Linked DNA regions of Mus musculus: region 1 is linked to region 2. The links are chromatin loops, found by intact Hi-C in ENCODE. Cell type or tissue: left cerebral cortex. All regions are shown on one strand. Links, peaks and the distances in the headings refer to the core of each region. The heading gives the core; the rest is flanking DNA.

Evidence for each region. Peaks named below come from ENCODE experiments on the same cell type or tissue, not always from the same donor. Only the 100,000 strongest peaks of a DNase experiment are listed, where the experiment ranks them.
Region 1: a loop joins it to region 2, with 8 times the contacts of the local background. A loop is called at or near these places in 4 of 42 quality-filtered maps.

What each region holds. Positions count from the first base shown.
Region 1 is chr2:76,255,571-76,263,570 of GRCm38, forward strand. All of the region lies in intron 2 of Pde11a (phosphodiesterase 11A), which reads right to left. Among named protein-coding and RNA genes, the nearest start is that of Pde11a, 79 kb to the right of the region's middle. In left cerebral cortex, for the core only: no CTCF peak of the experiment used is centred there; no DNase peak of the experiment used is centred there.
Region 2 is chr2:76,335,263-76,350,932 of GRCm38, forward strand. It overlaps Pde11a (phosphodiesterase 11A), which reads right to left and starts at 3,676. Exons shown (of 20, transcript NM_001081033.3): 1 at 2,434-3,676. The coding sequence starts at 3,345. In left cerebral cortex, for the core only: no CTCF peak of the experiment used is centred there; a DNase peak (open chromatin) is centred at 3,672; H3K4me3 peaks cover 601 bases.

The DNA of each region.
Region 1 (8,000 bases), core at 1-8,000, 80 kb before region 2:
GGGAAGAGATTTGCAGTGAGGAGAGAGGGTTTTCCAGGTGGGAATGGGCATACGTAGGAGTGACTGTAATCAGAATGTACTTCACTGCATTCATGTATGAAATTATAAAGCACAAATTCAATGAAAATTATTTCTTTTTAAAATAAACCAGATGTACTGGTGCACCCTTGCAGCCCCAGTGCTGGTGGGGGAGAGAGAGAGATCCCTCGGGCTTGCTGTATGATCTAACCTACTTGGTCAATGAAAGACCATTTCAAAAACAAGCAAACCAAACCAAGACAGAAACCCAACCAACCAACCAACAACAACAAAAACTAGGGTAGACTACACACCCTGAGGAGTAATATCTAAGGTTATCATCTGGCCTCCACCTGCTTGTGCACACCCATGCACAAGTACCTCCCCCCACCCCCAACACACACATACACACACACACACACACACAGGCGGGGGAGTGGGACTAAGAACTGTAGTTCTCTTGGGATACACGTGATACAAACATGTTTGTAATTCGATTGTTTCAGTCAACCAAGCAGGGCAACTAGCAGTGACAGCCTAGAAAAGTCACCTTCCGGTCCAGAATACTGAAACCAGTAGGGGAATCTCACCAGAAATGCATGGCAAAACCGTCTCCCAAGGGAACGTCAACCAAGAAAACAAATTAGCAATAGAGAACATCTTCAGTACACGGTGCTTGCCTTTCCCTGGTCTTGATTCACTTCTACTTAGCAGCCATCAATCAATCCCAAAATAACTATCTCTTGCTGTGTAATTGTTGGAGGGCTTGGGAAGAGAAATGGTTTATACAAAGATCTGAAATGTGCCTATTATTCAAAAAGACCTAGTGTAATTTGTGAGTCTATCAGAGTTGTTCTGGTTTTAGACTGGTGCTAAGTGGAAGAGCTAACATGATACACTGCAAAATGCATGGCATTTCTTGCTGCTCCGTACATTGTACAGCAAGGAGAGAGAGAGAGAGAGAGAGAGAGAGAGAGAGAGAGAGAGAGAGAGAGAGAGAGAGAGAGAAGCCTATGCATTACAGTTTGAGGACAGATAATACTCTAATGAAAAAAAATCACCACCATATTGCCGAAGGTAGGTAAGGATATAGTTGGGTTTGCTTCCTGTCTCTGTAGCAAACCCCATGCATGGCCAAAAGCAACGGAGGGAAGGAGGAGTTTATTTTCATTAATGCTTCCAGGCGACCATCCATTGGCGATCTGTGGAAAACTTGGGCAAGAGCTCCAGGTAAGAACCCAGAGGGAGGAGCTAGAACAGAGGCAGGAGGACTGCAGCTTGCTAGCTCAGTGAGGTCCATGATCAGCTGTTCTTATATGTCCCTTCTCCGACCTGCCTTGCTCTGTTATATAAAATAAGAGAATTTCTATGCTTAAACTTCAATGTTAAGAAAAGCTAGCCGGGCGTGGTGGCACTCACCTTTAATCCCAGCACTTGGGAGGCAGAGGCAGGAGGATTTCTGAGTTCGGAGGCCAGCCTGTTCTACAAAGTGAGTTCCAGGACAGCCGGGGCTACACAGAGAAATCCTGTCTCGAAAACACAAACAAAGAAAAGAAAAGAAAAGAAAAGAAAAGAAAAGAAAAGAAAAGAAAAGAAAAGAAAAGAAAAGAAAAGTTGTGGCACAAAAGCAAACCTTTTCATAGCAATTAGAACCCAGTGGTTTAATAAATGGCTTTGTAGAGCACTGGGGACAGTGCCCAGGTGCTTGTGTTTGCTTCTCACTGCTTTCCATGTGACACTGAAGATGGCTGGAGTCACCCTTGGAGCGCGCAATCTTGCACAAACCCCTTCTATCGACCATGAGCTTTCACAAATAGAAGTTCTTCAGGCAGCAAGAAAAGCACAAGGAGACAAACAGACCATCACATGCACTGTTCATTCTTGTCCCAAACTAGTATAAGATTGGGAGGGCCAAATCTGCATGCAACTATGGAAACAAAAAAGAATCAAGAACTGGGCAGAGTGACTCATCCCTATGATCCCAGCATTCAGGAGTCAGAGGCAAGAAAACCAGAAGTTTAAGACCAACTGTGGTTACAAGAGACCCAGTCTCACAAAATTAAATTTAATTAATTAATTATAATAATTAATTAAGTTTTAATTAACTAACTAACTAATTAATTAATTAATTAATTAATTAGAAATGACAGTACAATATCCAGAAATAGCATGACAAGCCCCCTGCAATCGCCTTCTGTACTGACATTCCGGGCAGTGAACTGCAGCAATGACCATCAGGCTAGTCCATCCAAAACTCCTCTTAGCTACATCTTCCTCTTTGCCACGTATCAGTCCTGAGGAGCCAGGAGGCTGGACAAAAGCAGAACCTCCAGCAACAGCGTCCTTGCCTTCCCACTGCCCATGGGTTTCCTCTGTCCACTGCAGCTATGCTTCCTGGGTGTTCTGGCTTTTCTCTCACAGATATGGTGGCTAGTCATGGTATATACCTCACAACAATCCAAGGATTCAACAAGAGAGTGCTTTGGGAGTGTGTAGGATGGTATTCAACACACACAAGTGAAAGCCACCAGTGACGAAGAACACATAGGGGTGATGCCATATGGCAATTTGAGAAGGGTCTGCATGGTGCCCAGTGTCTGCTAGGATAGTGGGATGGACCTGAGAGGAGAGTTGTTGAATGAGGTGCTAAGGAGCCTCTTGGAAAATAACCACCCCTTTGCGAGGGAAAAGAGCAACAGACTCGTACAATTTACCCTTGTGATGGTGCATCATTGTCAGAAGGGCTGAGTAAATAACAGTGAATATAGCCTGCTAGCTAACATGGGTAATGTGGCTGGCTGGGCTCCCATACATTTATACTTGATTCTAGGAAAGAAGGGAGGAAGAGAGGGAGGGAGAAATGGGAGGAGGGAGGGAAGAAAGAAGGGAGAGAGGGAGGAGGAAAGGGTAGAAAAGAGGGAGGAAGGATGAAAGAGAAGGAGAGAGGGAGCGTGTAAAACTTGGAGGGCAGCTGACATTTAGGAAATGAAGTTCTTTCTTCCTTCTCTTATCACTAGAGATTTCCAGCCATGATGGAGTGTCAAGCAAAAAGGAGCCCAGCTATTATCACCTAAGAAATTCTGCTTTCATGAGGCTTAGACCAACAGATTCCTAGAATGTTTAAGAAAAGTTAAAGGGCTTACATATGAACATATGTCACCCACCCAGGACTTCTTAATATTGTGTGGCCCAATAGAGTAGACAGTGCCACAGACTCAGGGCTTAAGTAAGCTCTCTCTTAATGACTTCCACTCAGCCCATCTGCCCATGTACTGACACACCCCCAAATCCATTCTGAGAGGTGAGGAAATGAATACTTCTACATATTTCTGTCCCCAGCATCTAGGTGTGTTAACTGCAAATGTCATTTGTATTTGTTCCCAAACTTGTCAGTTGGCCTTGTTATTGTAATCCCAAATATTTGTTTTTATTGAAAAATTCAGAGTGTGGAAACTGTCATTAAAAAATACAAACCCTGCCAGGCCTGACAGTACAGATTGCCTCTCTAGCCAGGCCTGACACTGCAGACCTATGGCTGCCCCTCCAGCTGTTCTCTGCTTTCTGGGGACAGTTCTTCTCACCACCAGAATTAAGAGCCAGAGGACCTTCCAGCCTTCCTAAGACAGGAGAGAGACAAGGAACTCTGAGATATCAGCTATTTATTCCCAACTTTCTACTCTTCCCCAACCAAGTATTTTCCCAAGTATTTAATAATCATAGGGCAACTATTAGTTCATCATAGGGTGACTATTAGTCCATCATAGGATGACTATTAGTCAGGACCTTACAAAACCACTAGCCTGGGCAATATCCTTAGTTAAAAGTTTCATGTTTGAATCACACTTTTCTTCTAAGCTGGAATAATGCACATCAAGTGGGTAGTTATAGATAATAAGGAGAAAGTGTGTAACACAGTGAGTCACTCTATGAACGTTAGTTTCACATCTCTGCATGGGTTATTATTTCCCTCCAGACAAAAGCTGTTGCATGAGTGGGGAACGATCATTGCTTCTAGGTTTATTTTGTTCAGAAATAAACACTCTGGATGTGACAATTACATTTAAGATGGAATCTACTCTCTTCATATAGAACTCAAGAGACTGAAGAAAATTTTCTGTTCCATTTTCATTTTTACCTATCATAGTTTTGCCTTTTTATTCTGTGCTATGACATAAATAACTAGATGATGTTCTATTACTAGGTTTTCAGTGTCTGTAGAACCGTCCCCCAGAGAAGTCTTTATTAAGTTACTGTCTTCTCTTCTGTTGCTACAGTCCATCCATTACAAGTTGATCAGCTGTATTAAACTGTATACACTGACAACACGGCTGCTCCATGGTATGGTTAAAGGAAAGGTTTTCCTTGTAGATATGGGAGAGAGGGAGAGGGAGAGAGAGAAAGAGACGGGGGAGGAGAGAGAGAGAGAGAGAGAGAGAGAGAGAGAACAGCCAAACCCTCTGGAAGAGTGCAGAGCAGAGATAAAGTAGTAGAATGAACTTGGCCAGGAGACTATACCAGCCAAGAGAGAAGCAGAAGCAGAATAGGAAGAGAAGAGGAGAGAGAGGATGGTGATTTGAATAGGTCTGGCCCTCATAGACTCATACGTTCAAATGCTTGACCCAGGGAGTGGCACTATTAAGAAGTGTGGCCTTATTAGAGTAGGTGTGGCCTTGTTGGAGGAAGTATGTCACTGTGGGGGCAGGCTTTGAGGTCTCCTATCCTCAAGCTATGCCCAGTGTGGTCCAGTCTCCTTCTGACCTCTTAGCTCCTTCTCCAGTACCAAGTCTTACTGTTTGCTGCCACACACCCCTCCATGACCTTAATGGACTAACTCTCTGAAACTGTGAGCTAGCCTCAATTAAATTTGTCTTTGATAAGAGTTGCCTTGGTGTCTTTTCCCAGCCATAAAACCCCCAACTAAGACACAGAGAGAGAAAGAACAAGAGGAAGACGAGAGCATGGACCAAAGAGAAAGTCCAGCTGAAATGGCAAGGTTACGGGGAGAAATGAGCATTTGAGGGCAGGGAAGCCTGTGAGCTAGGGAAGTTTAGGGTATGGTTGGGGAGGTGAGAATAACTTGGATGCCAGCACAGGACTCCGAAATGTGTAACAGTTACTTGTGATCATGAAGAAGCCTGGGTCCAGCATGTGCTTTGGTACCAGAGAAAGTCATTTGTCCCTTTTGTCAGTGATAAGGGAAATGGCTCTTTTTGGTAGAGAGGGATAACTTCACAAATTCCTGAGGAATGCTAATTTTTGTTTAACCTCCAGAATTGGGAGAAATGGAGTTTTCTTTGGACTTGACATCAACTAACTATCCTAAAGAGTCTTCCAGTGAATACAGTTTGACAAATTCCCAGGTGCCACCATCACCACAAAACAAATCTTGTGTTTTCTCATGTCTTCTAAGTTTTATGAAAATCTTCACTCTAAACTTCTAAGAAACACAACATATGATGTCTCAGTAAACACATTGTCATCACCCTCTCCCACATTGAAGCTTCAGGTGTCTGATCTTGATGTTTGGTGGTTCAAAACCTGTGGCTGGCTCAAAGGATGTCCTAGATCCATCCTTTGTGAATTGTCTAATAAATATGGTTGCTATTACTATGTCACAAAGGAGTATATGCTGCCATGATTGTTGATGGTGGCATATGAAATATCCCCCAAAGGCTCATATATTAAGACCGTGTCTTTGACACAGCTGTGTTCAGGGGTAGGACCTTGAATTGTAATCTGATCATATGCAATCTAACCTCATCAATGGATCAACTACTTGATGGCAGGAGGACTAGACAGGAAAAGCAGGTCACTGGAGCAAGCCCTTGAAGGATACACATTTTTGTCCTGTGACCACGTCTAGTCTTCCACCATTTCTTAGGAACCATGAAGTAGACAGTTTCCTCCATCACCTGGGTCATTCACCTTGCCCGAAGCCCAAAGTGATGGAATCAGCTGACTCCAGACTGAAACCTCTGAACGATGAGTCTAGGTAAACCTTCCCTCCCTGAGATGTTCTCAGATACGTTGTCATAGTCACAAAACGCTGACACAGTTATCCACCTTGGGATGCTAGTAGGAAACATATTTGGAGGATACGGTATTTTCATGGAACCTAAACTCTGATTATGTATAAAGACATAACTGAAAATTTTAATCTCTTTTTTGAGAGAGAGAGAGAGAGGGAGAGAGAGAGAAAGATAGACAGAGACAGAGAAACAGAGAAATGGGGGGGGGGGGGTGATCCAGGAAATATTACATTCAGTCTTAGGTCTTCAAAGTAAACATCTTAATTTTCAAGATACCATGTGTTGAATTATAGTTGTCAGAAGAAAATAAATGCTATTTAAGCTTCAATACTCTTGTTATAGCACAGGTGGGAAAGTTATAAAACCACCATGCAATAAGGCCAAATTAGAGTCTTTTATTAGCTGGGGACCAATAATAAGCTCTTGCCCCAAAGGTCTGTCACCAAAGCTCAGGAATGCAGTGTCTGTAAAGGTAAAAGCCACAGTGGTGTCATTGTCAGGTACAGATCAGCAGAACCTGGTAACATCTGTTCTATTTTACAGTCAGCAAATATTTTGGTTATTCATCTGGACCATGGTCACAGTCGTGGAAAGTCCTGACTGTGTTGCCAAGTTCAAAAAGGCTTATGTGCGAGTCTGTGGGGACATTTTCTTGATCGCTAATTGATTTAGGAGGACCCAGTCCACTATGAGCCCATGCCTTGGCAGGTGGTCCCAGGTACTATGAGAAAGTGAGCTTAGCAAGCCTCGGGGAGCAAGCCAGTGAGTTAGCAGCACCCCTCTGTAGCCTGTGCTTCTGCTCTTATACCCTGGTTCCTGCTTAAGTCCCTGCCCTGACTTCTCTCAATGACAGACTTTCTGAGATCTTACGGAATCTATTATTTCCTTGGAACTAATCAGCTTTTCCAGCAGCTCCAAACTTCGTATAATATTTTCATAAACACACATTGTTTTGAATTGGAAAATCTCTATGTGATTTCTCAGAGAGGACAAGCCATGCCTCCTCATGACATCCACAGTCCGATATATATTCTGTTTTGGTGACAGGAGTCTGATTTGGTTGTTTTCCATAGCGTTCTTTTCAAAGAGCCCCAATATTCATTATATATTCTAGAACAATTCGTAGTCTAAGAGCTTCTATTACGTCAGAAAATACATAAACATGACAACGTGAGCAATGTGGTCTGCTTTAGGAGAGATAAGCAATTCACTGGAGATGGGGAACGCTGTTTCCTGAGGCAATTTCAACTCTGATGTGGTTATGAGGAAAAGCTATTAGTGGTCGTGCAGAATGAATGAAGTCCAGAGTACTTGGCCCACGGCTAAATCTTCCCTGTCATAGTCAGAGGCGGGTTACAAATAATCGAGGAAGTGAAAGCTCATTTCCCCTGCAAGACAGACGTTATTTTTTTTCCTATGAATTCCTTTATGTACAAACTAGGGATTTTATGCCACGTATGCAGTGGGGAAATGGAACTACTAACTGACCTGCTGGCATCGAACACTGGTGGTTATGCATTGGCAAGGTTCTTCGTTGTTGTTCATGAATGTCCCCACTTCCAGAGGGAATAGCTTTCTGATTGACAGGGTGCATACGCACTGACTCCCTAAGGAGGGCTGCTGGTCCTCTGTGTTCTCAGGGCGTCAGGACCTCTCCATCAGAATTGCCTTCCACCTGAGGCACTGGAGTCCTCTTCAACATTGAAGCTCTCTTGATCCCCCCAGCCCTATTACTGCCAGGAACACAGGGTGGATTTATGATGTCCAGTCTGAGTGCAGCCAGATATTACCAGCACATTCTACCATTGGGGTAGGGGCAGTGGACACACACACTGGCTATAGAATTTAATTCATACCTGAGTATGTCCTACCAGATGCCTCAGAACCTCTAAGCAACATGATGAAGGGAAAAAGACCTGACTGTGTGACATTCTCATCCAACCTAAAACAGCA
Region 2 (15,670 bases), core at 1-8,000:
ACTGTAAAAATAGTAAATAAATAAATCTTTTTTAAAAAAATAGAAGAATGATTGTTTTGTTTATAAAGTCTCTGGATTTAATGTTGATTCTAAAACAATTACCCTGAGGAGGAAGCTTGGCTCAGGGAGAGATTAGATTGGTAAAATGTCCTGACTTCACAGCCCATTCTCAGATAAGGGAACAACACCACCAGCACCATCATCACAGACGGCTGCCATTTCTCAAGTAATAGCCTTGTGCAAAGTACCATCTTAGGAACTTCGGTACAGCATCTCATCGCATGTCCACATGGTAACAGTTGCCAGGTAGATGTATCTGTCCCGTTTTGGGAATGGAAAATAAAGACTGTGAAATTAAGTAATTCTGTTTAGACCCCTCTAATGGTGACAATAATGCATTAAAACAAAAGGAAAAATGATTTCATCCGAGAATATCATAAGTACAATAAAAAACACAACAACTATAAATACACAAATACATAGCAGAAGCCGATGATAAAGCAAACAACAACAACAATAATCCTTTCTCAGCAAAACCAACTGAAACTAAAGTGACCGGGATCTCGGGCTCCCTGGAGCACCGCACCTGCCATCCTCAAGTCTACAACAAACCTGCCTTATTTATAGCCACTGTTACTGCCCTGGGGGGAAATGAAAAAGAAAACCTGCCTTCTCCCAAGGCAGCTTCCAAATACAAAACAGCAACTTGCTTTACACTTGGTCTGCAGGATAAAGGCCAAGCTCACAGGAAGCAACAGCCACAGAAAACCTGATTTACTCTGCCCACGACAACTTCCACAGCCACAATTCTCCGCATCAAGGAGACAGGCACGGAGCTGAGAACACCAGGAAGTATGGTCTTGAACAAAGTGCCATATCTGAACAATATCAAATGAAAGCTGTGAGCACAAAGAGAACAGTTACAGAGAGAGCCATAGAAATAGGAGGGGGAAACCCGATTGTGGATGAAAAGAAATGTAAGGGCAATAACAAAGCCCACTGTCCAAGATTCTACAGGTATCATCCAACCCAGGAGGGACATCTGAAGCTGGGGCACACAGCAGGGTTGTAGCAAGTGTGGGAAAGAACTTGTGATCTTTACAGATATCTTAGGGACTCTTCAAAATATCAATTACTAAATGTTTTCATTTCTTCCCATGGCTTTCTAGGACTACAGAGGTAGGTAGTTATTGAAAATCATAATTAGGTTGCTCATCCTCAGAGTCTTTCAGAAGGATATAGAGAATAACGTTAACTAATCAATAACAAAAGATTAACAAAATGTCTTCTTAGGCATTGCTTGCTATTAGAGGGGCATTGCTGACAGACATCTCACAAAACTCAGAGACTTAGTTGAGGCTCCATTCCCTGGATCTGTGTAGAATTGTAACCTTTCAGATGGAATGGAGAATAAATGTCCTTCCCACAAACTTTTGCAGTTGTTCTCAAAAGCACCCAAACTCTAGAGAAACACATGCCTCCCTGAGACAAGATATAGTCGTGAGATGACCACGGGACCAAGGGTAAGAAAGAACTTTCCGTTCTCAGGAACCCAGCTCCACCACTCAGGAACTGAAGGAATGAGAACTGACTGCCTTTCAGATCCAGCATCCAATACCAAGTTCAAATCACTGTAAAAAGGAAAAGACAGGACAACCAGACAACAGCCTGCTGGGCTTGCTTATCCACTTGAATCTAGCGTGTCCACTGCTCCCATTGCCTTGGCAGTTGCTAAAAATATACCAATGGGGGCATTTCATAAACTAAACCTCTACTTGGTTCCCCCTATTGAGAGCTGCCTGCTGTAGCCAAGCTTGAAAGTGGCTTGTCCCTTTATTTGTCCAACCTCTCTAAACTCTACTGAGGCAGATATGAAGAAGACCTGAATGGGTCACAGATCCAGTCACAGGTCCCTGTCTTCCTACCTTGAAACTCAAGCAAATTTAAGCTAGAGGAACCGTAGGCATCAAGTATGTAGTTAGGTCCCCTGTTCCCCTTCCAACCTTGAACTACAACATGAAAATCGCTATTTCCCACCCTCACCCCCCACCCCGCCTCTCCACCCCCATCCCCCACAGACACCAGAGACACAAAACACCCATTTTCTTCACGATAACACTGAGATTCTGGAGTTTACATCTCTTTCTAGAAGTTCACAGATCCACTCTAAAGCCATACAGACAGACATCTTAAGGCTACATCTTGACAGAGATCCACGTGGTATTATCGAGTGATATATTAACTTCCCATAAGCCATTGTGCTAGGAAAGCACCATTCTGTCAAAGACGATACAACACTCTAACAAAACTCAAGAAAGAACTTAAATAACATCTGCAAAGGGTTCAAATAGAAGTGGTCCTGGTGGTCAAAGGATGAGGGAAGGCATGGCTGCCAAGCCAGTGGGCTGGGGAGCCGAGGACAAGCGGTCCTACCTGGTAGGCATCCGGGATGTTAACAGTTTCTCCGTGTTCCCCGACATAGCCAATGATACCTTTGCCCCAGGGGACTTGCACCTCATTTGAGTTCTCTGTGCTACTGCAGGGGAGCAGTGGGGTTCCTGCGTGCACATCAAAAAACTTGGAGACCAACGTCTTCTTGCCAGCAGCTGCCCCTTCCACTAAGAAGAGAGAGCAACGGTCAGCGTCCACCATGAGACAGACAAAGATGAGGATCTTGTAGCTTAGGCTGGTGAGGTCAAGGTCATTGGAGATGTCCTTGACCAGTTCCAGGAAAAACTGGCGCTCGTTATGCTTTTTGAGGTGGCATTTGTAGTCGATGGCCGTAGGGGGATACTGAGGCAGATTCACCCTCGATTCCAGCAGGGCACTTAGAATGTGAGCTGTGGTGGGGGGCAGAGAGCTGGCCTTTCTGAGCAGGGCTCTCCTCCGGACACTGCTCAGGGGCTCCTGGGCCCGGGAGGTCACCTGTTCATCGTAGGTCCTGTTCACATGGATGGCTTTGGAGCGGGCAAAGCTCTTCCTCAGCTCTTTCTGCGAAGCTCTCCGCTGCAGGCTGCCATCACCCCGGCTGCCACTGGCCCAACTGGGACTCAAGGGAACCCCAGCACTTTCCCCACCACCGGGCGTGGGATGGCTGTGGGCAGAGCCCTGGGGTCCAGCACCACCACCTATGCCAGGGCTGCCTTTAGCATTGCTCTGAGCCAAGCTGCTAGCGCCAGCCAGGGCAGGCCTCAGGCTTGAAGCCCCCTGTCCAGAAGTGTGCCTTTGTAGCCACTTGTCCACCAGTTCCTGTTTTCCTTTTCGCATCAAGTAATCTTCAAACAACTCTGGGTGCCTATCCAGGAAAGTTTCCACCTCCCCGAAGTCCAGGCGGGAGGCTGCCATGGTCCAGGGCACCCCTTGCTTCTCCTCTCTACTCTGGAACCACACGTTAACCTGTCCCGAGGCCTCTAGTTGTTGCTGCACATGTTTGCCCACACCAGTGTCCCCAGCTCGGCACTACCTTCCTGCCAGGCAGCCGGAGGTTGACAGGAACAGCAGGATCCCAGTTGGGAGATACCTGCTCCTTCCGCGGCTCAGAGCGGCAGCTGCCACCCACCCTAGCCCTGCTCCTCCTGCTCCGCACAGGTGCCTGCCGCGGCCACCGCTGCTTCCCCGCGCGGCTCGCGCCACCTCTGCTCCGGCTCCCGCAGCCAGTCGCTGCTCCACCGCCACTGGAGCCGGCTGAGTGGACCACTGTGAGCCCGAGGTAGGCAGGACACGCCCCGGAGTGAAGCTCTGAGCCTGCTGGGGATGGGAGGGGAGGAGCAGACGGGGCGCACAGCAGCCAAAGTCCACCGCCCAGGGTGCCAGGCGGTTCCTGGAAGAGTCTCTGTGCAGTACCGAGTGGGGAACGCACCTAGGTGTCCCCTCTCCCCCGCCCTTCCAGTCTCACCTCCCCAGCCCGCCCGGATCCGCTCCGCTCTCTTTCCCCCCCCCCCCGCCCCCTTGCCCCATCCTTCAGCTTTCCAGAAGGCCCTGGGGAGCTCGGTGGGAGTCCAAGTACTGAGAAATATTGATGATTTGTGAGGATCAGAATCCAAAGTGCGCTCCGAAGAAATGAGGGTCCCCAGAGTCAGTCAGTTTCTTTTTCTGGGATGAGACTGTACTTTTAGTTTACTCGGTTCCTCGGACTGCCCAGCACTCTGTGGGCGTGCAATACATATTAATCAAACTAGTTCCCCTTAAGTTCTCTGTGTAAGAGATTCTCAAATCTAAGGAAACTCGGGGATATTCGCCACCACAGCCCTTCTCTCAGTGACGAAGGGGAGCTGTACATTGAAGGAAGGAGTAAAACTCGGTTACCCCGATTTAGGGAGAACCTTAGAGCAGGGGCCCGTGGCAAGTGGGCCTGAGGACCACGGGTCTCCTTTTCCCATGTGCACTAGATCTATCGGTCCTCTTCCTTTCACGGAGAGATTCCTTGCCTTCTCCTCCTGAGATCTTTCTCAAAAGTCACAACGTCTTGGGGCTCATGCACAGAGATATCTTCACAGAGACAGACTCCTCTTGGCCCTGCCCTAGGCTTCCTTCGGATCTGCTAACTCATAACAGCTGGTTATAAGTTAGGCAAAGAGGAGCAGGGTGATGATCCTTTCTTGGAGAATCCTCTGCTTCTGTTGGAACCAAGCCGATGCAGAACCAGGGCAACAGAGAGGCTCTTGCGGAATCGCAGAGGTGAGAGACAGAAGAGGGCAGCAGAGGAGGCCAGCGTGGATTCTCAGAGGCTCCATATGGCAGACCTAGGTTGATGACCATAGTAAGTGGACATCAGAACATAATAATTAAATTCTCTCAACAGGCCCATGACACAGAGTTTTATTATCCCACTTTAAAGATAGAAAATGCTGGACAACTGAGTAACTTAACACGGGGCTCGCAGTCAGCTGGCATGTAGGTGCCTAAGTTTGGCTCTCCAGGGAGGCATCCTCTGGACCATGTCACTGTACTGTCGTCTCCCATGCATCAGTTGAGTCACGTGTGCCAGAACTGAGACCAGAAACAAGAAAGTGGATGATGAGGTCGAGTGCCCTTTAAGTACTCTTCTGACAACACAAGGAATCGAGAACGCTGGTTCAAGAGTTCCAAGTGGGCCCGTGAGATGTTTCATCTGGTACAGGCACTTGCCACCAAGCCTGCCATCCAGAGTTCCATCCAGGGATGTGTGTGGTGGAAAAAAAAAACTGACACCTACTTCAAATGTGTCCTCTGACCTCAGTGCTGCCCACCACTACCACCAAGACACAACAAATAAATGAATAAATGAATGGTATTCAAAGAATTTAATTCCAAATGCACCTGCTTTTAATCCTTGTAGCCCCGGGATGAGAACGCCAATGTGAATATAAGAAAAGCCTTTACTTCTGTTATTCACAACACAGCAGGATGGAGGAAATGGCTGTTGTTGTTTTGTAAATTCTTAGGCAAATGGATGGAACTAGAAAATATCATCCTGAGTGAGGTAACCCAATCACAAAAGAACACGCATGATATGCACTCACTGATAAGTGGATATTAGCCCAGAAGCTCAGAATATCCAAGATACAAATCACAGACCACATGAAGCTCAAGAAGAAGGAAGAACAAAGTGTGGATACTTCGATCCTTCTTAGAAGGGGAAGAAAATACCCATGAGAGGAGATACAGAGACAAAGTGTGGAGCAGAGACTGAAGGAAAGGCCATCCAGAGTCTGCCCCACCTGGGGATCCATCCCATATACAGTCACCAAACCCAGACACTATTGTGGATGCCAACAAGTGCTTGCTGACAGAAGCCTGATACTGCTGTCTCCTGAGAGGCTCTGCCAGTGCCTGACAAATGCAGAGATGGATGCTCTCAGCCAACCATTGGACTGAGCATGGGGTCAGAGCATGGAGGGGTTAGAGAAAGGACCCAAGGAGCTGAAGGGGTTTGCAGCTCCATTGGAGGAGCAACAATATGAAACAACCAGTACCCCCAGAGCTCCCAGTGACTAAACTACCAACCAAAGAGTACACATGGAGGGACCCATGGCTCCTGCCGCATATGTAGCCTTGTTGGACATCGATGAGAGGAGAGGCCCTTGGTCCTGTGAAGGCTCGATGCCCCAGTGTAGGGGAATGCCAGGACAGGAAATCGGGAGTGGGTGGTTAGTGAGCAAGGGGAGGGTGATGGGATAGGGGGCTTTTCAGAGGGAACATGAGGAAAGAGGATAACATTTGAAATGTAAATAAAGAAAATATCTAATTAAAAAAGAAAACTAAACAAAAATTATAAGAAAGAAACTTTATCGATGTGTGATTCACACAGCTTTCAATGCCCTCCTCTGAAGCTGTAATCCAGGACTGATGATATCACTCGATTGGCAGAAAGCTCGTCTAGCACGCACTACATGAAGCAGGTACATAATCCCAGCACTTGGGAGTTGGAAGCATCAGGATCAAAAGTTCAAGGCCAGCCTGAGCTCCATGGATGCCGCCGCTGCTGCTGCTGCTGCTGGTGATGATGATGATGATGGTGGTGGTGATGATGATGATGATGATGATAGGGGCTGGAGAAAAGTCAAGAGCGTTGCTGCTCTTGAAGAGAACCTGGTTCCCAGCACACAAATGGAAGCTTATAAGCATCCTTAACTCCAGATTCTGGGGATCTAATAATGCCCTGTTCTAGCCTCCATAGGCTCCTGGCACACACGCACATGGTGCACTACATACATGCAGGCAAGACATAAAAGAAAAATAAATAAGTCTTTGAAGAATAGATAGATAGATGATAGATAGATAGATAGATAGATAGATAGATAGATAGATAGATAGTGAAGTCCAACCTATTCAAGTTGGTGCTTATAAGATGAAGAAAAACAAAAATACACAGAGAAACAGGGTGTCTGTGATAGGGAACACGGAGAGTGAAGCTTAGGAAAGAGTCGGATAACGGGAAGAGGCAGTGAGCAAGCCTTTCTGAGGAGGGGACAGCTCAGCAGAAACCTGATGAAAACTGAGCCGAGTTACAGCCTGAACAACACACACCAGGTCAGAGAAGCACACGCTAACATTACAAGAAGGAACACGGTGGGGTATCTGTGGCACAGCATGGAGACCAACTAGAGGCAGAGAGCCAGGAGCCGAATGCTGTCTGTTAGGAAGTGATAGCTGCCAAGAAGGTGAGTGGGGATGAAGAATTAAAGGGGAAAAAACAATATTCCGCACAGTGCCCATCACAGAACGTGCTTAATAAACATTATCGGTTACTGTGTGTGTCATTAGTGTTCCTACTGGTGTGTGGAAACCTTCCTGCCTACAGTCACAGCTCTGCTCACTTCAGTGACCTATCGGAGGGATGGCTAATGGTTTGTTAGAAGTGGCTAGTAGGGGCTCACAAGTGCCTATTTTGCCCTCTGTTTCCAATGAATGTCCAGTTCCACCATCCAGCCTACGGTCAGCCATGATGGAAATGTGTGTACGATGGAAGTCTGCAAATGTTCCAAGTATGGATTTATGAGTGTGAGTAAATGAGTGGTCTCTGTGTGTGTGTGTGTGTGTGTGTGTGTGTGTGTGTGTGTGTCTCCCCCCCCCGTGTGTGTATGTGTGTGCACATGCTTGTGCGTGTGCTCAAGATGTGAGAGTGTGGGTACCCTGGCACATGTGATGCTCAGAGGACAGCCTTTAGGTGACCAGGAGTCTTGCTGTCCCTCTTTTTGGGGAGAGGCTGGTTTTGATACTGTATAAGCCAAGCTACCTGGGCCACAAGCTTCGGGAGAGTCTCCTGTCTTCACCTCCCACTCACTCACCATAGACCATGGCGTTTATAGATGCTTATACGACTGCGCCCGGCTTTTGCATGGCATCTGGGGGTCCAGACTCAGGTCATCAGGTTGGGTGACAAGTGCTTTTACCCACAGAGCCTTCTCCCCACCTCCAGGATTTTTTTTTCCAAATTATGGATAGTTACATTGTTACCAGTATTGGATGAAAACAATTAGTTAATGGGTAAACCAAGTGTGCTATAGTCATACAATGAAATATCACTCTGCCACAAAAGGGATGAAGTACTGATAGATAGACAGCATAAAAACACCATGCGAAGTGAAAAAAGCCACTCACAAAGGGTCATATTGTATGATGTCATTTATATCAAAAGAATAGGAAACTCCACTAGAAAGAGAAAAAAAAAAGGGCAAATTTCTGAATGAGAAAAGGAAGAAAAATGCCTAAAACTAAGTGTAGATTTTTTTTTTAGGGGTGGGATAATAAAAATGTTCTAACAGTGATTGTGCTCAGTTCCCTGTTCCTTATCTTGTGGTACTGAGACTGCCCCTCGGGCCTGGCACTGAGCTATGCACCCTGCCATCATTTACTTCTTCTTTTCAGATAGGGTCACACTAATTTTCCCAGGCTATTCTTGAGCTCACTCTATATTCCAGGCAAGCCTAAAAATTACAACTTCAGCCTCCCCGGCATCTGGAATTACAGGCCTGCACCACCACTCTGCAAAGCTGGGCCGTACGATACACTTTAAATGAGTGAATTATACATCAACAAAATTTTTACAAATCAAAAATCCATTTCCTAGCATAGTCCTGTCGATGGTAAAACAGTTCCACTGGGTGTGATGGCAAGAAAGGCCCCAAGCATCCTCAGAGAAGAGAACACAGACCAACACAAACCAGCCAGGTGCTCAAGGCAGAGGCTTAATAAACAGTCTTCTAGACGTGCTCATTAGGCATGCTGTTTGACAACACACCAGTCTCTGAAAACAAAAGACGGAAATAAAAACTCCGGTTTTGTTATACATACATGTATTTTCCCATTGTGGTAAGATATATGTGCCATTATGACCTGAAACATTTTTAGGTCCAACACAGTGGCATTAATTATATTCACATCGTTGTACAACCACCACTACTGCCCAGTACACTTCTGAACCTGCAAACTCACCCTAAAGCCCCTGACTTTGATCTTGGATCTCATTTTGCAAAACAAGAAACAGGGGGCTGAGAATACTGGACAGGGTGGAAAGAGCAATAGAAGAGAGACCTGGGGGGAATGGATTTGGCACTTCTGATTTGGCTTTGAATTAGCTGTATCTGTGTTCCCTGCCTGGGACATGGAGTCATGGTGTTCCTGAAGTGTTAGCTGTTGAGGTAGAAAGCTGGGAGGTTTAAGAACACTGAGGACGAAGGCTGCATAGTCTGCTGTGTGTTGCTGTGCCTCAATCACCATCCATCCCTTCTTCACCTCACAACATCAGCGTCCCAACAGGAGACAGAACCCTCACAGATCAGAGGAATTCTAAGAGGACAAAATTACAAAGGCTAACTTAAAAGGTAGAGTATAGATAAACTCCAGGGATAGTTAAACAACCCAGGACACAACTACAGAGAAATCACCCTGATCATAGGACAGAAAGAAAGGTTTCAGGGACCCAAGAGAGACACTTGCAAAGGGGTAGCTGCCTTGAAGTGCTCAGAGATGGCTGTCGCAGGACACTGAGAACTCTGCCCTATCTAGAAGGAGGATATCACGAAGACATATCTCGTGCTCATTTTCACCCCTCCTTCCTGTCAATGATCAGACCTCCCTAGAAGCATTGGCACCTGTTGACAGAACCCTATAGGTCAATTAACCTAGGCAGAAAGAGACGGAACAGGGGCTAGCTCAGGCCTAGAGCCGAAAAAGGAAAGTGTTCAAACCTACACAGAACCTCAAAGAAGACCCATTAAGAAATAAAACACAACTGCATTTCCCTTAGGAAATACCTCAAATAATCTTCTATGTAACTCTGCCCTCTTCTGCTCGTCTGCTAATTCCATCAACACTGTTATAATACACTCTACATCGGCAGTTGCAGGCTACAGAACCCCCTCATGAACGTAAGCAATCCTACTGAAGAGGTATGATATTGTGAGAGTACATAATGATATTATAAGACTTTGCATGGCCAGTCAAATCTCCTAGGGACTATCATACCTGAGAATATATGCTATTTCAAACATCCCATAATTTGGTATTAATTTCTTGAATCTCTAGCTCCTGTCTCCCAAGCTTGCCCGGCCCGTAACTGTTTTGTCCTCCAATGCAGGGGATTTTATCCTCTAAAGCAATCCTTGGCTTTTGTTGGGTGATCTCTGGGATCATCACATAGGGAAGGGGGCCCGAAACATATCAAACCACCTTAGACCTTATTCACTTAGAACAATGACTTTTCTGCATCTTACAGATGTGTTGGTTAACCCTTGCTTCATCTGTTCTTCTTAGCATTAATTGAGATCACTCATGTGGCTGCATTCAGATAGAAGCCAGGCTTTGCTGACAGACCCCCTGTATATATCTGGGGATTCAGTGCTGGCTGGGGCTGTTTAGTTCTTCTCTGAGGAGTCTATTTCCATAAAGTGTCCATCCACCATGTCTTCTTTATGTGACTCCCCTCTTGGTGGAATACCTTCAATACTGCTATAATATGGTACCTGTATTCCGAAAGGGAGCTGCATAATATAAAAATACAGCTCAGACCTGTTTGAAATGTCTCATGCCCTGGGACTGCCCTAGCCTGTATCTGTCCAATCCTGTATTGAGCCAGAGTTCTATCCAATCTCCCGCTATCAAATGAGCTTCAGCCTTAGCTGCCAAGGGTATTTGACACTGACAATGGTGAGAGATTCAAGCATGTTTGTTTGTGCAAATCATTTCATTAAACTGCTCCATACACACTTTGATAACAAGACATGGATGAGTCAAATTACTGTCTAGGAAGCTCCTTCAAGGTTGAATAGTGTTCATAGTACCAGAAGGTGCTCTGTGGGCTGCTGGAGGGGACAGGGGTGTCATCCACAGTCTTACCCAGCTGTGAACCTTATGAGCTGTTGTGGAGTTTGAGACTCCCTAGAAAAGACACCAGATTCATCAGCACTACAGTGAGTTGAATTTATTGAAGCTACTAGCAGGACAGCCATCGTTGAACAAAATTAGAGACTCCTCCTTGAAGGGGGTTGAGGGAAGGAGTTTGAAAGGCAAAGGTTACAACAAGACCTTGAGCATGCCCAAGCAAGTCAAGAGCTGTTCTGTTCTGCCGAGATTAGGTAGTCAAGGTGACCTCAAAATAGTCCTTGAATGTCTGCATAAGCTGGCTACAGAAGCCAAAAAAAAAAAAAAAAAAAAAAAGCAGTTCGTCATGATCATAATAAAGCAGACGGTCGTGGCTATATATTTCTGGGTCAGGGATCACTGAGCCAGGGTTGCTGGAAACTTATTGTCCAGGGGCTGCCATCAGAGACAAACAGCTAGTGTGTACCAAGATGGATGCCTAGCATGAAATGGAATTTCTTTAGCCACCATAGTTATGCAAAGATACAGGACTGGCATGAAGATTATGGGGGTAACATACTACTTTCTAATTGGATTTAAGGCCCACTCCATAGGAGGAAACACATGCCTGGTGCTGTAAATTGGGTGAAGAATTCGTGGTTGCTGTGTTCATAGACCCTAGGAGTGAGGAGTGAACTATTTTGCTATGTGGGCATAATATCAGACTGCCCTCTAAATTACTTCTATACCCACATTAATTATGTTTAATGCGACTCTCATATCACAACAGTACAGTAGATGTTTGTTAAGGCAGGTACCCATAGCTGGTTGAAATGCAGAGTGTCTGTAAAGTGCTTAGCCACAAATGGGACAACTAGATCTCTCTCTCTCTCTCTCTCTCTCTCTCTCTCTCTCTCTCTCTCTCTCTCTCTCACACACACACACACACACACATACACACACAGAGGGTTCAGGAACAACTCAGAAGAAGGGGCAAAACAATTTTAAGATCTAGAAGCTCAGGAGGGCTGGTGGGAAGCAGTGTCTTCTGGACACGACAGGACAGCTGCACTCATGAGCTCACAGCAGCTGTGTTTGCCAGCACAAGACCTGCACAGGATGAAGCCAGTCGATGATACAGCGTGGAGCATGGAGCATGGAGGTGATTGTACGCCCCCACCCTTAGCAGAAGAGCTATGGACAGTTGATGGCTTCTCTTGGAAGGAGAGTCTGTTTGCTTTTCGGGTGTGGACCCTAGTAGGTTGACCACACTCCGAGGATGGCCCAACACCCACGAGCACTTAGTGGATTTTTTTTTTTTTAAGTTTAAGGAGGTATGACATTTTCCCAAGCTTTAAAGTGCAAACTCATTTGAACTGGGGAAGAAAAATTCCAAGAAGCCAGTTTATTTGAAATGCAGATCATGCTAGGTTTTGGAATCATTTCAGCCCAACCTAAGAACTAGTTTTCTCCCTTAATGTAAGTCTTGCCTTTTATTCCCAGTAGTTTTCATAAAGTGCCTAGTTTGCTTCCATTCCTTGTGGCCATATTTCCCTATTTGTTGTTGTCAATGCTTTTGAATTCTGGCAACAGATTAGTATTTCCTGGAGCCTTGGAACCCTTTAGAACAGAGACCTAGCACTAAAATAAGTAAGTAAAATAAAACAAATGTTTTTTTTTTCTTTCAAAAAAAGAAGACATTATTTATTCAGTTAAGAGAGCTTTCTCTCCTAAATCTGAATTTTAGCTCTTACAGCAATTATCTTGACTGAGGCGCTCAGATATAACAATAGATCAGAATCTTCTAGTCCTAGCTTCAAAGAATCTGTTCCCTAATTATTTCACACTGCGAGTAAAATGTCAGGACAGTTTCATCATTAGCCTAAAACCCAAGCCACCGGATTTTACAATGGCTTGATTTTTTTTCCTTGCAGAGACTTGGAGACGTCACAGAACAGACACAGTGATGGCAAAGCCAGCAAGCAGCATTGCCAGCTAGGATATAAGCTAGTCTGACACACCAGCGCTTTCTATGAGGAAGTAAAGGAAGCAGAAACGAGAACAAAGCAGAGCTTTCCTAGGATGCCATTAGTCAGGGAAGCAGCTACATCAAAATGCAACAAGACGGGGTTCACCAGAGGGATGGTAGGCAATGACCATGAGAAAAGGGAAGGCAAGTATACTCTGTGGTGTGTCACTGGCCTGCATTATTCAGTATATTCTTCCTTCCAATCCATGACATGCGTGGCTGGAAGGACTTGCTGTCTTTCCTGTGGCGGGGAGAAGACTTCTCCCATCCCTCGGGTCTCGAGTTCATTTAATGAGTCTTGGAACATAAGCACGAACAATGAGCATTGTGGCTTTATTTGAGACTCGCTGGGAGCCTCTTCCAGGGCTCTTGATCTTCCCTCCCACGTAAGAACAGGAACAGGAACAGGAACAGGAACAGGAACAGGAACAGGAACAGGAGTGTCAATGCTTGAATCAGGGATCCAGAATGGGAAGGCATCTGAAGCAAACCAGAGCTGGCCACAGTCTACATGCCATGAGAATGGGGAGAGGGCCGTTGTTGTTCCAAGTCCTTGAAATATTGTCACTACAGCAAAGCAGACGATGAAGAAGTTGGTATCTACACGTGGCATGTAGCTGTAACTAAAATCCGTGGACTGATCTTCAGCTGTGGAGGTTAGCAGGGAAAGTGATACTGGGTGCTGGAAAAACAATAACTCATACGGAAACAAAATATTTGGGGAAGCCAACACAATATTTTAATTGGCTAATTACTAAATCCAACAAACCTACAACTTCCAGGCAAGAATACCTAGAGACAATGTTTACTGAGGGTGTCTTTGGGGACCAGATGCCACAATGTATAACAGATACTTACTGAATAAATTAATTGATGAATGTCTTCCACTGTAGCTGAACACATTCTTACCATGGCAGACATTGGCACACATTTTTCCACCTTTGTCTTTTATATAGTCAGCATTTTCACACAATGTCAAAATCCTACCCCCAAACCCCCAAAAGGATAACTAAACCTAAGGCTCTTAGCAGATTTAATACAATAAAAATTTGATTCCATGAAATTGCTATAGATTTTTATAAGACAGACATTAAATATGGGTGATGGTAATTTAAAGGATGTGGATCTTGGTTTTAAGTGCTTGAACATATCCAGCCTAAAAAGTAGAAAAGTCAGACATTGGAGGCCAGGACCCAGGGTCTAATCCCACATTTGAACACATCCCACATCCCAGCTAGGTCTATGATTATGAAAATGTCTCTGGCCCTCCCTTTTCTTAACTTCCCGATGTCTTCCGGTCTCTGTCTCTGCGCCTTTACATTGTGTATGGCTTTAAGGGTTTCTAGAGATTTTTCTTATCTTCTCCTTTCCTTTTTTTCTTTTATTTTCTATTTTCATCCTTCTTTTCTCCTTTTTGGTTTGTGTTCTGTTTGTTTGTTTGTTGTTTGATTGATTGTTTTTGGTTGTTTTTTAGTTTCTTGAGACAACTCTCACTGTGTAGCCCAGACTGGCCTGGAACTCCGTATCGTTCTGCCTCAGTCTACCAAGTGTTAGGATTACAGGTGTATACCACCACATCCAAGAATTTCACCTTTGAGAGGGAAAGAGGAAAGAGGTGGGAGAGTAAGGAGAATGGCCCCACATGCCTTCTTGGTCAGAGCAGTCTTGTTTCAGATACTGAATTTTTCCTTAGTGGAGGACTGAATTTAAGTAAGTGGCTCTGGAAATAAAACACACTAGAAAGTGAGAGAGCTGACCCAGCACACACACACACACACACACACACACACACACACACACACACACACTTGTTTTACAAACCCTGCCTTCTCTACCTACTGTGTCTGTCACCAGCTCTTGCGAGCCTCACTAACCTCTCACCTCCAACAGTAGCACCCTGATCCCTCCTGCACCCTCTGCTTAGATTAATGGCTTAAAGGAGGTCCCACTGGGTGCACAGCAAGGAACTCAAGCAGATGCTGCGTGGCACTGCGGTTTCAATGCGCACGTGGGTGAGAAGGATCACCTCACGGGGAGCCTGAGTTAGTGTGGGTGATGAAGAGGGAGAACTAAGCAATCAAGCAAACTTTCCAAATGGTGTGGTAGTACACATGGAGGATTGTAAACAGGGTGTTAAACACAGTGTGTATGTGTGTGTGTGTGTGTGTGCGCGTGTGCGTGTGTGTGTGTATGTGATGTACAGTGATCTTGCAGTACACAAGGGTTCAATTCAACAATTCTTCTTGAAGAACAAATGTTATGTCGCTTCCCACGTGAACGCAAGCATTACATCTGAGAAGTACTTCGCCCAGTGTGATAAAACTGAGGAAAGATCTAACAATGCCCTGCTACTTCCTAAAGGTATTTCTGTCTCTGACACACAAGACGGTCAAGTGAGAAGATTCTGCATTCTGACTTATGTAAACAGGCGTATTATTCTGTGCTCCATTAAGATAGGATATTAAACTAGACAGCACTAAAGGTAGCAGATTATATTCAGTCATCTGACTTCTCAGTTCTTCTCAATGTTTTCCTGATGACATCAGTGCAACTTTTCCCAATCACTAGTCTCCTGCTCTTGGAAGTGAGACTACCTACTGTTTCAAATTTCATCATCATAACACGTTTCTAGCTACCATACGTGTTCTTCCCTTGAATGTTTAAGTTTAGGAGACATTAGCATAGCTTGACAATTTTAGATACTAGTAAATTTATTTTCTTTTCTTGCACTATCCAGACACACTTAATTCAGGTCGAAGCCCATTCTATGTATAACTATGAGATTCCTCTTCCTTATAAATTGTACTGCACAACTATTGTGCCTGTACCCACGGTGCCATTGTCTAGGGAGCAAAATCA